Linked DNA regions of Mus musculus: region 1 is linked to region 2. The links are chromatin loops, found by intact Hi-C in ENCODE. Cell type or tissue: gastrocnemius. All regions are shown on one strand.

Region 1 (2,500 bases), 57 kb after region 2:
CTCAGTATTCTTTATTTTATTTGAAACAAAATAAGGATTGAAATTTGAACTATCAGTTTGAGAGCTTCAGTCAGCACAGTTGGTGAGTCAGCCGAATTTGAAAGTATCTGGAACTTGCTGTTATTCTCTAGGTGAGAATAGGAATGTCTTTGTTGGGAATATTTGAACATTTAAATTCATCGTTTCAAATTCATACTGTATTTCCATAACTGCTCCTGTTAGTAATTAGATTGTAACCTTATTTCTAGCTCACTTGCTGGAACCTCTTACAGATGAAAACCAAGGAGCAAGCAGGCTCCCTGGCCTGATGCCCCTGCACTCTGGTCCTCCAAACGCTCTCAGTCCTCGACTTCTGTAGCACCATCTCCAGTCCACTTGGGATGAATCCCTCATCTTACTTTGGGGAACATGAGCAGACATTGTTCAGTGATTACACGTACAAGGATCGTGAACGGAGCTTGTGTTGGGCCCTAATCTTAGCTGATGTAATTCTGGCTGTAGCATCAGGAGGCCGGTCAGCTGAAGTAACCAAAGCCTTGCCCGAAAGAAAACCGATCTGCCACAGCTAGCCACTGAAGTGGAAGTTATCACTGTCTCTCTGTCTTCCCTCTGCAACCTGAGGACAGTCCTTGCCTATCACCAAGACCACCAGGCAGAGAACACCCCACGGTGTGCTTTACCGTCTTAAAGGATATTTTACCTGCAGATCTTCTCTGGGCTTGTCCCTGTCTGTCAGGTCATGCACACCAAGCTCTACAGCCACTAGTTCTGGGCTCCAGTCACTCATGTCCTGTAGTTGAGAAATGCATGACCTTAAAATGTGGGCTCAAAAGTTTCTTTGTAGGATTAATCTAGTTCCTGTTTCAGAGGCTTTTCCATACTAGGAATATTAGTTCTCACAGCAAAATCTGAATCACTAGCCTAACTGATAGAAGTGTGTCCTGAAGGGCTTCCAACACCACAACCTTTTCTTTTTACTACTGGTGGCCCAGTGAACACTGAACACTGCATTCTCCCAAGAGCATTCTTCAAAGTTCAAAGGGGCAGCATGATGGGCAGAAGTAGTAGTTTTCAGGTTTCGTATGGGAAACAACAGCTCATGGCGTGTTTAGAAGGGTTCTTTATTCAGAAGTGTCTTTATAACAGTCTTCCTTCTTAGCTATCCTGACAGAAGGATCCTTAACGATCACTCGGAGAGATGCAGGTATGTAGGTGGTAGGTTACCATTCTCTCTCATAACAGTGTATTGTTTTTGATTTCTACAGCAAAGTACAGGCCCGGTTAGCATTCTCTGCCTATCTTCAGCATGTGCAAATCCGTCTGACAAAAGACAGTGGTGGTCAGACACTCAGTCCCAGCTGGGCTGCCAAAGAGGATGAACAGATGGTGAGGCTCTGCTTTTGGGGACCTTTGGCTGTCCTCCTTTCTCTCCTTCTATCCCCAGCTTAGCAGTATACTCTGAGAAAAGAGTGAAGTGCAGGACTCAGCAAATGAATAGTTCAACAGCTAAAAGTCTTCCATGGAAGCCTGGAGAGCTGGGTTTGATTCCCGGGACCCATGGGAAGATGAGAGACTCTAGTCCACAAGTTGTTCCCTCACCCCTAGATGAGTATATGGCACATGTGCTCACAGGCACCATGTTGCACGCTTTGTTTCCATTATTTTCTGTCCTGAGGAGTTAGTTCCGTTAACTCTTTGAAAGTCAGTGCCTCTGTAATATCTCAGAAAGTACCATTAGTCAGCCTAACTTCTTACTTTACTTGTAAGTGTGTCAATTTTTAGATTACTGAATCAAAACTAATAACAATTTTGATCTTATATCAGTTATTTGAACACACCCATGATCAATATTTTGGCTAACAGTGACAGGGAGCATCAAGCTCTTTGATAAGATCAGACATAGCTTCAGTCTCATGAAGGCCTTTTGAAACTACAGGCTCTACCACAGACAGAGGGGCTGTTAACTCTGAGGAAGCTGTGTCCTTTGTCAGTACTGACTTTAATTTTTAGTTCTCTCTGTACAGCGCAAGGTGCATTTTAAAAAATCATGTTGGTTATCCCAGAAAACAAATGATGAATTTAAAGTAGTCAAAAGAACCCAGAGATAAACCTTGTGTGTAATGCATAATCCTTCAGCCATCAGTGGAAAATGTTAGCTCCGCTCTTTCCAAGTGGAAAATTGAGCATGCCTTTTTTGAGAATTGGTTTGTCTGCTCTACTGAAAAAATAATGTTTTAAAATAGTAGCTTAAATCACCTTATAGTAAAGACAGCAGAGAAGTATGAAATCCAAGCCTCTAGTTATGAGTCTCTACCCTTTATACTAGAGGAAATTGGAGGAGGGAGCAATGAACAAAAATCAAATTAAAATAAAATCACTTAAAATAACCAAAAGCAGTCACACAAACAAAAACAGCCAGACTAACTGTTCCAGTTTCTGGCTGAGAATTTACCCAAGATTTGGGGCATTCTACAAGAATACATAAGATCATCACTGCAAA
Region 2 (2,500 bases):
TTCTAAGACCAGGCTGCTGCTTTCTGTTAGGTTCAACTTAGGGAAACAGGGAAACAGAGTGTACCTGGGTGGGTTCAAATGACAGAAAGCAGCCTTGGTGCTCTACATCTTCACCTGCAGGGCTGCATAAGGTGGAGACACAAGTTTCCTCAGTTATAGAGACCACAGGGTAGTTTCATGCATACTGAGAGTTGTTATGAGGGCCCTAGGATATTAAAAAAGATTGTAATGTTTTTCAGAGTAGATCTGGAAGGGAAATAAGTCACATTTATTTACTTGTCATACACCATGTCCTTATGTTAATCCTTGCAATTGCAAAACTTGCAGCCTTTTCTGCAGCAGAAGAAATAGGTTTGCATATTTGAGGGGGTAGTGGTTTCTGAGTTCCCCTAATGGGGTAGTGGGTAGGAATTGGAGCTCATTGAATGGTCATGTTTTCCCCCATTCACGATATTCATGGCTTTCACCCCTTAATATACATACAGATATACAGTCATATACTTTGATGTGATTATGAATATAATTTGTGTGTGTGTGTGATGCTTAGTAGGTTTTAAGGTACTGCCTGACAACAGAATTAAATTATAATAACTTGAAATTTTGTCTCCCATACCCACAAAGACTTACAGGTAACAGTTTCCATAAATCCACTAAGCTATTTTAAAAAGTATGTGACTTTCTTGTGTGCCTTTCACTTACTTTTTTTTTTTTTTAATGGGCTAGTTTGCTCTGAAGTTCTCCTGTTCATGGCTTTGATAGGATAGTTTATAGCCGTCTAAGAGGGTTCTTTGCATCTGTGCGCAGACATAATAAGCTGAAGGTCACAGTCTGTGCATTTTTCTGATTTTAGAAAATTGATTTTGAAAATGGAGACTACGTGAATAAAATAAAGGCTGGCCATTTGTGTTTATGTGACGAAGAAAACATGATTCCCTGTCCTCCCAGAGTCTCTCCAGTCCCTGTTTATGGAGAGCGGATTTGACAGGCCATACTGAACTGTGACAGCTGAGTTTTCTACTTCTAATTTGTTTTGGAGTCAAGTGAGGACTAACCTAAGCTGCTAGCTGGCTTAGCCATGTCTTCCCTTCACCTCTAGGTGGCAATGACAGCTTTTATAAGTTCTGTCATATTCTTAACTAAGATTTATGAGTTGGAGCCCTGAGAACACTGGGGGCTACTGAAACTCCATAGTCCTGGCCTCTTGTCTCTTGAAAACTCAAGAAGGAGGAAAATAAAACATTTCCCAGTTGTTGAATGAGGGCCTGGACCAGCATCTCACATGAACTATTTGCTCCAATTGCACTGTCATAGGGAAGGCATTTTCTACAGCATTTCTGGATATGAGCTTCTGTACTTGGAAGTATACATAGAAAGGAGACAGACATGGATTTTTAAAAAAGCCTCCTTTCCATATTATCTGGAAGAGAGGGAAGGTAAAGTCCTTGGACTTCTCCTGGGGCCTCGGGTGCTGGGGACTGTGGTTTATACTTAGAGACTTCCGAGCTCCTCTAGCCTTCCTCCACCTCAGTTTCTCGCCTTGGTCCTGCTTGGTTTTCTGGAAGAGAGAAGGTTATTTATGACACTGTTTCTCAAGTGTGTCATGCCAATATATTCTAAAGATGTTTCACCTGCAATATTAGTAGCCCCCACTCTTGAGTAAAATTTTATATAGTGTTTTTATCTTTATGGTTCATATGCTCATAGAGTGAGAGCAATACTAGCATTCATTACAGTTTGCTACAGATAAACAAGTATTCTGGCTACCTGTTGCATTAGATGTCAGAAGCTACTAATTTAGTGACAGTTGTATTGCTTCCAGCAGGAAGTAGCATATACATGCGTGTGCAGACACACATTTATATGGTCAGTGGACACTCTTCCTTACTGTTAGGAAAATCGCTTTTTAAGTACTCGGTCCACATTGATCCAAAAAAGGAAAAACATTTTCAGTTCTTTGGTGGGTTTACCTAGGTGGATGTGAAATCCTTCTCGATGGTATATACATGGCATTATCTTGAGCTGTTTGCTCCAGATATACAAGGTACACTGTTCTCTGTAGATTCTTCAGTGTGCCTAAATAGCCACTGTTTATCTTGGCATTCACTTGCCTTTCAGCCCTCAGAGTGCGCTCAGCTGTGTCATTACATCCAGCATCCGTCTGCAGCTCCTCTGCACCTGCAGCTTCTGCTAATCTTGGGTCACGTGTGTTTTGTGTAGCCATAACTGAAGGTAATCAGCTTGGGATGAGATCACCAGGTTGCTTTACTTTGAGACTAGAAGGAAAACCATAATCTTTACTAAAGAGACAGACCTAGAGGCAGAAATAATTAGTTTCCTTCTTTAGACTTTTATACCCTGTCATTTCTGTTGGGAGCTTCAAATGAATGCTAGGAGATTGAAAGTTCATGTTATAAAGTTCACTGCATTGTGAAATAGAGGTTATTTTGTGTAAATTCCTTTCCCCTTTAAACTTTTTCCAGAAAAAGACCTTAGTTTCATT

What was found. Hi-C counts contacts between places; a loop is a spot of excess contacts. Peaks named below come from ENCODE experiments on the same cell type or tissue, not always from the same donor. Only the 100,000 strongest peaks of a DNase experiment are listed, where the experiment ranks them.
Region 1: a loop joins it to region 2, with 2.1 times the contacts of the local background. A loop is called at or near these places in 4 of 42 quality-filtered maps.

Annotation. Positions count from the first base shown.
Region 1 is chr12:85,921,693-85,924,192 of GRCm38, forward strand. Ttll5 (tubulin tyrosine ligase-like family, member 5) reads left to right here. Exons shown (of 34, transcript NM_001081423.3): 22 at 1,266-1,386. Among named protein-coding and RNA genes, the nearest start is that of Gm51990, 49 kb to the left of the region's middle. In gastrocnemius, no CTCF peak of the experiment used is centred here; a DNase peak (open chromatin) is centred at 1,383; H3K27ac peaks cover 637 bases.
Region 2 is chr12:85,864,672-85,867,171 of GRCm38, forward strand. All of the region lies in intron 9 of Ttll5 (tubulin tyrosine ligase-like family, member 5), which reads left to right. Gm51990 (a long non-coding RNA gene) reads right to left here. Exons shown (of 2, transcript XR_003950216.1): 2 at 1-2,273. Among named protein-coding and RNA genes, the nearest start is that of Gm51990, 8.0 kb to the right of the region's middle. In gastrocnemius, a CTCF peak has its summit at 1,097 (motif pointing right); a DNase peak (open chromatin) is centred at 1,102.